Linked DNA regions of Homo sapiens: region 1 is linked to region 2. Evidence: read pairs that join two places in POLR2A ChIA-PET (ENCODE). Cell type or tissue: HepG2. All regions are shown on one strand.

Region 1 (5,000 bases), 320 kb after region 2:
AATATAGGGTGGAAGGCAGAAGATCAGTGCCTTGAAAGGGAACTGTTCTGGAGCTTCCAAGGTCCCCTCTCCACTCCACTGCCCAAGTTGGAGTAAGAATGTCCCAGCATTCTCCTCTGGTCCTCTCCCCCAACACCACTGATCACAGGTACCTTTCATTTCAGCAGACATTGTTCACTTTTCATAGCCCTTGTCACCATGATTTTTTTTTTTTTTTTTTTTGAGATGGAGTCTTGCTCTGTTACCCAGGCTCCCTGGAGTGCATTGGTGCAATCTCGGCTCACTGCAACCTCTGCCTCCCAGGTTCAAATGATTCTTCTGCCTCGGCCTCCTGAGTAGCTGGAACTAAAGGCATGCACCATCATGCCCAGCTAATTTTTTTTATTTTTAGTAGAGACAGGGTTCTGCCATGTTGGCCAGGCTGGTCTTGAACTCCTGGCCTCAGGTGATCCGCCCACCTTGGCCTCCCAAAGTGCTGGGAATACAGGCATGAGCCACCACACCCAGCCAATTTTTCACCAATGTCATTATTTGGTTTTTGTCTGTCACTTTCCTGACTCTCGGGTTCTCAAGAATGAGGAACAGGCTAAGCTAGTTTGCCACTGAATCCTAGTGCCTAGTGCAAGGGCCTGGCACACCGTGGGCCCTATATAAATGTGTGCTGAATGAATGGATGCAGAGGGTGTCCACTCTGGGCCCTCTGGGCCAAACAATGGAAATGACAGGCTGTACTCTCATCGAGTCAAGGTTTGGTCCTTGTCCCTGCACCACTCTTTGTTGGCTGCCACAGCACACAGCATGAGCACTGGCACTGTTAGTGACTGGCCAGGACCACACTGTCCCTGCTCATCACTAGGGTCCCCAAGTACAACCCAGAGTTGGTGGGAGGCCCCTCCTCTCACAGGGGATCCAGGCCATGGGTATACAGGGGGATAATACTGGAGCCAGGGCAGGGCAGAGAGGACAGAGAATGCTCCCTCAAGTGATCAAGGAAGAGAGGCAGAAGTTAAGAAGATTAGAGCCCTGAAGTATAAAAAAGTAAAGGTTAAGAAGGGATCTAACCAAAGCCTGTAAAGTCCTAAAAGGAGAGGAGAGCATAAACACAGCCTTATCCACTAAATCTCAGTGTGCAGGAATTAGCAAGCACCCTCTGAAGTTCAAAGCAGATCATTTTAGGATTAAAAAAAAAAAAAAAACCATGCTGTGTTTCACAGAGAGGAGCCAGTATAGAAATTATGTTACTCCAAGGAAGGAACAGACTGAAAATATAAATAGGTTCAAGAGAATTTGAATAGATTCACAGCTAATAGCTCTAAGATGGGTGATTATAGGGAGTTAGGAATATCCCCCAAACGCTCCTTTCAAGGCATACTGGGTAGGCGCCTCTGTCTGGCTTGACAAAGAGCCTGCTCCTTCCCCCATGCAGCTGGGGCACAGCACTCCTCAAAGCTACTGTTAGGGTATGTGTGTGTATTGGGGGAAGAGGTAGCCAGCCACTCCTATTCCACTGGAACTAGTCCATAGTAGGAGATATTTCTCCTCCTAACCCTACTAGAGAAGGAACTAGCCCAAAGTAGGGGCAGGAACCCAGTTGAGCTCCTGCGAGGAGGGCTGGAATGCAGAGTAGTCTAAGTCTCCTGCCCACCCAGTAGTGTCCTCAGGCCAGAGGACAGAGCCTGGGTCACCGGAAGAGCTGAGTGAGTGAACGTGGGTTGCTCTGGGGTGCAGAGAACCCAGAGCCTTGAACTCACAGTCAGGTCCAGAAATTCATGGATCAAGGAGGGTTCTCACCTGGTACGGTCTGGAAGAACCACCAGTAATACTTCTGGGGGAGCTCAGACCTGTGTGGAAGGGACAGCAAAGAGACACCTTGAGAGGAGATCTCTCTCTCTTTTTTTTTTTTTTGAGGCAGAGTCTTGCTCTGTCACCCAGGCTGGAGTGCAGTGGCATGATCTTGGCTCACTGCAACCTCCACCTCCTGGTTTCAAGCCATTCTCCTGCCTCAGCCTCCCCAGTAGCTGGGATTACAGGCACGCACCACCATGCCCAGCTAATGAGAGGAGATCTTTGGGAATTCCAGATGGGACCCTTCAGGGGAGGCACCCCAACTCAGACACCAGTCTCTCCTGCTGACTTGGCATTAGGGGCTCAGGCTGGTCACTGTCTGTCCTGTAACCTAGAAGGTGACAGTCTCCTCTGGAGCCAGATAATTTCTTTCCACCCAAAAGGAATCCTCCCCATTATACACACACACACACACACACACACACACACACACACACACACACACACACACATTCGCACTTACTCACCCATCATCATGGAAGAGGCCAGGAAAGAGGCAAGAGAGGACGCTGAGGGGGCTGATGGAGAACAGGTACACATTCACCACATGGCCCACACTGTGTAAGACTAAGGAAGAGCAGACCAAGTGGTGAGCTTGGGGCAGCCCAGGGTGGGTGCTCACTCATTCAGCCCAAGATCGAGGACCCTGGCCAGAGTGGGGGTCCCAGAGAAGTACCTTAGGAGTCTCGACTTCTGACCTCTTTTTTTTTTTTTTTTTTTTTTTTTTAGATGGAGTCTCACTCTGTCACCCAGGCTGGAGGGCAGTGGTGCGATCTCGGCTCACTGCAACCTCTGCCTCCCAGGTTCAAGCAATTCTCCTGCCTCAGCCTCCTGAGTAGCTGGGATTACCGGCATGTGCCACCACACCCAGCTGATTTTTGTATTTTTAGTAGAGACGGGGTTTCACCATGTTGGCCAGGCTGGTCTCGAACTCCTGACCTCAAGTGATCCGCCCGCCTCAGCTTCCCAAAGTGCTGGGATTAGGGGCATAAGCCGCCGCGCCGGCCTGGACTTCTGACCTCTAAACAATCACCTGGCCCTACCCAACACCCCACAGACACACCATCCATGTGCGCAACCATGTGAGTCTGAAATTACAGCATTAGAAGTTCACTCCTTTGCTTTCTCTCAGAGTCATGCTTTAAAACATAAAAATTGGGAGAATTGACACATTATGCACACTCATTCTGGGGTGTTAGTAACTTGTCAGCTGAGGCTGGTGAGGCGCCCTGGAAAGTGCGGGAAGAGGCACTTGGAAGTGACCAGCGACAGGCTCCCGGGCTTACTTCACACCCTGGCCCAGGCCAACTCCATCCTGATGGAGAAGGACATTAAAGGTAAGTGCCAGCAGAGAGGGGGGCTCTCATACGAGGGGAAGTCAGCGGGGGCGGGAGGCCCTGGAGAGCCTCCCAGGGACACCCAGGCCCTGCCTGTGAGGACGATGGCGGTGGAGGCAATGAGGCGATGGAAGTCCACGGCGGCGTCGAAGGGCACGTAGCGGTTGAGGAAGGTTTCTCGCAGGAAGGTGATGAGGTTGCGGCACATGGTGAGCAAGATGTAGGAGAACATGAAAGAGATGCTGGCTGCTGTGCCCCGCGACAGGATGATTCCCACGCGGGTGGTGTCTGTGATGCCCGTGTGATGTGCGGCAAAGGCGTAGTCTGTGGAGGGGGCCCAGGCAGGCAAGCGAGGGTCAGTGCAGAGGACAGAGAGCTGGTTAGGGGCGGTAGGCCCTGGCCGGCTGCCACTCACAACAGGCCTCCCCCGCACAGTCTTCACTCAGACAGGCTCCACTTACCCTACCCAGGGCTGGCACTTATCGCAGGCCCCACCCCCAGGGCGATCACTCATTGCAAGCCTAGGGACAGGGCTCGTGGTAAGTAAAGTCACTCACAGTAGGCCCTCTCCAGGAAAAGCCCCCCAGCGATGGCGTAGAACACGGCCACGCAGCCGATGTGGCGCCGGTAGTTCTCAATGAAGCGCTTGAACTGTTGCACCGTCTGGTGGAGACAGCTGCGTTGGAACTTCTCTCGGTGCGCCTCAGTGAACAGCAAGGGCTGGAATGACGTTACCCTGGGAGACAGGAAGCCTTAGCCTTTGGCACCCACCATGGGACCCAACGCTAGTGGGGCCCCACTTCACGGAGGTGAGCCGCCCAGAAGTGAGGGAAGCCCACTGCTTCCGAGAAAGAAACCTAGTTACCCTTGTGGAAGAAGGGTTCAGACCTCACCGCATCAGGCTATATTGCACTGCATAAGCAAGCTGGCAGTGGAGGGATGGCTTGGAGTGGTCATTTCTTCCCAGGGGATGTACTCCATCTACCTGTGTTCATTCACACTCAGTCCCTCTCCTTCCAGTCTGTAGCTCCCAACTCCCACCCGGCGCCCATATTCAGCCTTTACTAGAGACTCAAAGGACACCTCTTCCATGAAGGCATCTCTGACCTCCCTGGCAGAGGTGAGTGCTTCCTTGAGTTCCAAAGCCCTTCGCTCTTACCACTATTAGAACAGTCATCAGTGGGACATTGAAATTATCAGTGTACCAGATTCTCTTCTTAGATTGTGATGTTCTTGGGCAAGGACTATTCACCCTGCCTGTACCCACAATGTTTAGCACAGTGCCTGGCACCAAGGAAAAGATGTTTATAAGCTGAAGGAATGGATGAACTGCCTGGGCTTAAGGGGAAGAGCAGACATACTTCTTGCCAAACCTCCGCCGAATCTCCTGGGGAGGGTCTGTGTCCATGGGGCACTGCAGTCTCTGAGGTGTCAACTCAGTCTCAATGTCGCTGCGGGAACAGCGGGCACTCACTCTGGGAGAGGGACTAAGACAAGAATGGTAAGAGATAGGATGCTGGCCATCTCAACCACTCGTTCCTCTGCTATCCTGGTCTGCCTCCAAACCCATTCTGCTGAGGAAGGATCAGAGCTGTCAGCAAGGGGACAGCAGGATTCCCACAGTCACCTATAGACAGAGTCTGATCTTGGGGGTCCTCGCTAAGGCTGCTGCATATGCCTTTACCCTTCACAAGGGCATCTGGGCCAGGCCGTAAGTGAGAGCGGAAATCCAGCAGGCTTTCTGCTTGCCCTGGCACAGGGCTGTGTCTGCCTAGAGAAAGGGGTGTCCTTTTCTAATTTGTTTGAAGGTGCTGCATG
Region 2 (5,000 bases):
AAAAAAGGTTCAAGTGGTTGGAAATGTTTTTTTCTTTTTCTTTTTTTCTTTTTTTTTTTTTTTTTTTAGTTTTCTTTAGGCAAGGTGTCACTCTGTCACCTAGGCTGCAGTGGTGTGATCTTGGCTCACTACAGCCTCATCCTCCCAGGTTCAAGAGATTCTTGTGCCTCAGCCTCCTGAGTAGCTGGGATTATAGGCATGTACCATCATGCCCAACTAATTTTTGTATTTTTAGTAGAAATAGGGTTTCACCACATTGGCCAAGCCGGTCTTGAACTTCTGGGCTCAAGCAATCCACTCGTCTTGGCCTCCCAAAGTGCTTAGGATTACAAGCATAAGCCACCGCACCCGGTGGAAATGGTTTTTTCTGAAGTAGATTGAGACTATTCCAAATGTCATCCATTTTACAATTATTCAACCAAGGATTGACCTATGAAGACCATCTGCCTGCCACTGAACATGCTATGAAATAGAACACACAATAGCAGTGGGTTTTTTTTTTTTAAGTTAAACAGGAAATAAAACAATGTTATGTTTTTGGAGGGCTTCTTGGGCCATAGCCTCACTCCTGTAGATAGAAGATCACACTTGTCTCCCATTAGGAATGGCTTCAGAAATTGTGACCAGGAGGATTAAAGTCCATCCTCTTGGTAATGACATGCAAAGTCCTGATCTGGTCACTGCTTACCTAGTCACCCCGCAGTTCCAGCCTTTCCCACCACCACTAGCCTACCTCCCATGTGTCAGCCATACCAAACTATAGGCAGCTTTTGGTTAACCAGGGAAATAATTGCTAACACTTATTGATCCCTGACTGCGTTCCAGACACTGCTGCGCACTTTGTTTGTTTGTTTTTTGAGACGGAGTCTCGCACTGTAGCCCGGGCTGGAGTGCAGTGGCGGGATCTCGGCTCACTGCAAGCTCCGCCTCCCGGGTTCACGCCATTCTCCTGCCTCAGCCTCCCAAGTAGCTGGGACTACAGGCGCCCGCCACCGCGCCCGGCTAATTTCTTTTTGTATTTTTAGTAGAGACGGGGTTTCACCGTGTTAGCCAGGATGCTCTCGATCTCCTGACCTCGTGATCCACCCACCTCAGCCTCCCAAAGTGCTGGGATTACAGGCGTGAGCTACCGCGCCCGGCCTGTTTTATCTCTTTAAGTTTACAACAAAAATTAGATACATTTCTGAAACACTCCAGACAATAATATAATTACAACTAAATGTGTTAATGGCCAGCAGTTATTATCACTTACAGAATATGATAATCTCCCCGTCAGCCCAGTGGTAGCACTGAGCTGGTTCACAACAATTCTAGCCTTGCTAATGACAGCTTGTTTTTTTAATAACAGACTATTTTTTAAATGAATTAATAAGGCGACTATTTTCAGCTTGAAACTGTGGGAGAGCTCACTTACTACTTTTTTTTTTTTTTTAAAGAGACAAGGTCTCACTGTCACCCAGGCTGGAGTGAAATGGTGGGATCATGGTTCACTGCAGCCTCGACCTCCCAGGCTCAAGCAATCCTCCTACCTCAGCCCCCCAAGTAGCTGGGACTGTAGGCATGTGCCACCATGCCCCCACTAATTTTTTGATTTTTTTTTTTTTTGGTAGAGATGAGGTCTCCCTATGTTGCCCAGGCTGGTCTTGAACTTCTGGGCTCAAGTGATCCTCCTGGGTTAGCTTCCCAAAGTGCTGGAATTACAGGTATGAGCCAACATGAAAGTGGCTGACACTACTTTCAAAGTATTAATGGATTTAAAATCAATAATCTTTATCTTCGTTGTTAAAATATTTAACTAAGTATATACACATACATTGGATTAAGAGACAGCCAGGCACAGTGGTTCACCCCTGTAATCCCAGCACTTTGGGAGGCCAAGGCAGGAGGATCACATGAGCCCAGCGGTTCAAGACTAGCCTGAACAATATAGTAAGACCCTGTATCTAAAAATAAAATAAAATGAAATAACAGACAGAAGAACTGGTTCTGGTCCCAGCTTTGCTAAATGTGTCTCTCTGGACAAGTTACTCTGTTTTGCTAGGCCTCAGTCTAGCTGTCTGTATAATGATAATAAATGTTGATTGAGTGTTCCACACTGTACTTGCCAAGCACTGTTCTAAAAGCTTTTTCAGCGTTAGCGAATTGTTAGCAACAGTTCTATGAATTATTATTACCCCGATGTACAAATGAGGAAACTGAGGCAGAGAAAGGTTAGGTAACTTCCCAAGGTTAGCTAATTAGTAGCAGAGCTGGGATTCCAATACAAATTGGTCTGGGTCAGCATTCCCACTCTTAGCCTTTATGGTGAGATTCTCCAGCTGGGACCAACACTGTCAATTATCCAGTGCAGAATTGCATGACACTCTTATAAGCCTCCTAAGGAGGCTGGGTGGCTGCCCCAGGCCATAGAGAGAACCTGCCTGCAGGGGAAGCTGTGTGGGTAGGGCGGATGTGAGTGAGGAGGGCCCGGTGGGAAGGAGCCTGCTCTATCAATAATGGCCCAACTGTATGTACACTTACTTTCACTCTGTCCCCATCTCTCCTAGAACTACCAGAGGCTTTCTGACTTTTTTTGCAAATAAAGACCCTGAGGGGGCTATGCTCTTACTGTCTCTTCTCTTGTCCACTTTGTTAGTGAGCCAGCATGGTAGGATATTAAGGAGAGGATTTGGATCCAGGCTACAGTGGGTTCAGTTTCAGCTGTATGAACTTAATAGATGTGTGATCTTGGGAAGGGTGGAAACCTCTCTAAGCCTTTTTCTTCAGCTATATAACAGAATAACACCTTGTGTTATAACCACAGGAGTTAGAGAAAACTCCACACTTTGAGACAAATTAAGAGTCCTTTATTAAGCCAGCGGCCAAAGAGACGGCTAACGCTCAAAATTCTCTCGGCCCCGAGGAAGGGGCTTGATTAACTTTTATACCTAGGTTTAGGAAGGGGAGGGGAACTCAAATGCAATAATTCTACAGAAGTAAAAAGATGCAAGAATAAAAAAACAAATGGTTACAAAGAGATAAACTATTTAAAAGACAAATGGTTACAAAAAGAGCAACGGTACCAGGTGCAGGGCTCTAAATCCTTCATTTATAATTAGTTATAGGGGCTATGCCAGACACGAACTCAGGGCTTTATGTTGTTATCTCCTTGAGAAAAATCCTGGGAACTTCATACATTGTTGGTGCTAGTACCTTATCAGTTAATTGGGCTCCTTTGAAATGCTGAGGATCTGTTTACACAGGTCAACTCCTTACGGAAGGGGGTTGGGTAAGGAGCCCTTAGTGTCTTGTAAATTAAGGGGTCAATTGGAGTTTGTCCGGCTTTCCCAGCTAGAGAGAGTCTTATTTACATGAGAAGCAAGGCTAGGTGACTAAAGAGACAAACAGGGAAGATTCAAAGTAGCAAGTTAGAGTAAAAACAAGGTTAGGCATTTCACTTGAACTTCATTCACAAGGTTGCTTTAGGGATTAACTAAAATAAAGCACATACAACATCTAGCATTAGCTGGGCGTCGTGGCTCACGCCTGTAATCCCAGCACTTTGGGAGGCTGACGCGGATGGATCACCTGAGGTCGGAGTTCGAGACCAGCCTGGCTAATATGGTGAAAACTCGTCTTTACTAAAAATACAAAAAATTAGCTGGGCTTGGTGACAGATGCCTGTGATCCCAGCTACTCAGTAGGCTGAGGCAGGAGAATCGCTTGAACCTGGGAGGCTGAGGCTGCAGTGAGCTGAGATCGTGCCATCGCACTCCAGCCTGGGCAACAAGAGCAAAACTCCATCTCAAAAACAAACAAACAAACAAAAACAAAACAAAACCACATCTAGCATAGTTCTTGTTACATTGTTTCTTTTTCTCCCACTCCTCACTCTGTGATGGAGAAAATTGAGACCCTCCCTACTGGACACATCTAGTTAATTTAGTCTAATTCAGGTAGATTCTCTCCTCAGGGACTAATCTAAGGATGATGTAAACCAAAAATAAAATTCTAAGGCCAACCATCTGAATGTGTTATATGACTTTTCCCTAGTTAAGCTACAGGCAGGGTCCTTGTCACACGACCATGAAAAATGAGGCTCGCAGATAATTTGAAGGGTGAGAAAAATGGGATTTATTGGGCAAAAAGGAAAAAAAGGGAAACAGGGACTCTCTGCAAAGCCAGGGTCCTGCTAGTGTGTGTCCTGCCTCGCAGACTGAATCCCAGGTACCATACCCCGGAACAAGAGAGAAAGACCAGGCTCCTTCCCTGCCAAGGGCGCTAACTTCCTACGGCTCCACCCCAGTGCGCATTTCTCCCAGTGTGCGGGCTGTCAGAGGTTCTGCCAGGGAGCCCTTCCCACCCAGCTGTCTCAAAGGGACTTCATTCTTGTCCAAGGGACTCATAATTTTTTTTTTTTTTGAGACAGGGTCTCTGTTGCCCAGGCTGGAATGCAGTGACACAATCTTGACTCACTGCAACCTCCACCTCGCAGGTTGAAGCGACTGTTCTACCTCAGCCTCCCAAGTAGCTGGGATCACAGGCATGCACCACCACACCCAGCTAATTTTTGTATTTTTAGTAGAGATGGGATTTCACCATGTTGGCCAGGCTGGTTTCAAACTGCTGGCCTCAAGTCATCCACCGGCCTTGGCCTCAAAAAGTGCTGGGATTACAGGCGTGAGCCACTGCACCTGGCCAGGACCCATAAAATTTAACCTGAGAGACTGGTTTAGGCGAAGACTGGAAGTGGGGGTCCTACACCCCTCATTATACTTGTCAGCATTTAACATTAACACATGCCTTAAGTCTGATCAAAAGCATTTACAGCCTATTCTTTCTGAAGCCTGATAACTGAAGGCTTCATCTGAATGACAAAACTTTGGTCTCCACAACCTCTTACTGCAACCCAGACATTTCCTTTCTGTTGCTCCCAGGTCCTTAGATAAACTCAACCAATATTCAACCATAAAAATTTTAAATCTACCTATAAACTGGAACCACCACCCACCCCTTCGAGT

The links. Peaks named below come from ENCODE experiments on the same cell type or tissue, not always from the same donor. Only the 100,000 strongest peaks of a DNase experiment are listed, where the experiment ranks them.
Region 1: POLR2A ChIA-PET joins it to region 2 with 11 read pairs; 2 of 35 experiments call an interaction of 5 or more read pairs at or near these places.

Annotation. Positions count from the first base shown.
Region 1 is chr15:45,150,792-45,155,791 of GRCh38, reverse strand. It overlaps DUOX1 (dual oxidase 1), which reads right to left. Exons shown (of 34, transcript NM_175940.3): 23 at 4,544-4,669; 24 at 3,740-3,918; 25 at 3,276-3,506; 26 at 2,313-2,412; 27 at 1,792-1,841. LOC124903480 (a long non-coding RNA gene) reads left to right here and starts at 3,912. Exons shown (of 2, transcript XR_007064607.1): 1 at 3,912-4,302. In HepG2, no CTCF peak of the experiment used is centred here; no DNase peak of the experiment used is centred here.
Region 2 is chr15:45,470,690-45,475,689 of GRCh38, reverse strand. The region is part of intron 1 of SLC30A4-AS1 (SLC30A4 antisense RNA 1); the gene reads right to left. Among named protein-coding and RNA genes, the nearest start is that of SLC30A4-AS1, 24 kb to the right of the region's middle. RefSeq lists an enhancer at 2,958-3,647. In HepG2, no CTCF peak of the experiment used is centred here; no DNase peak of the experiment used is centred here.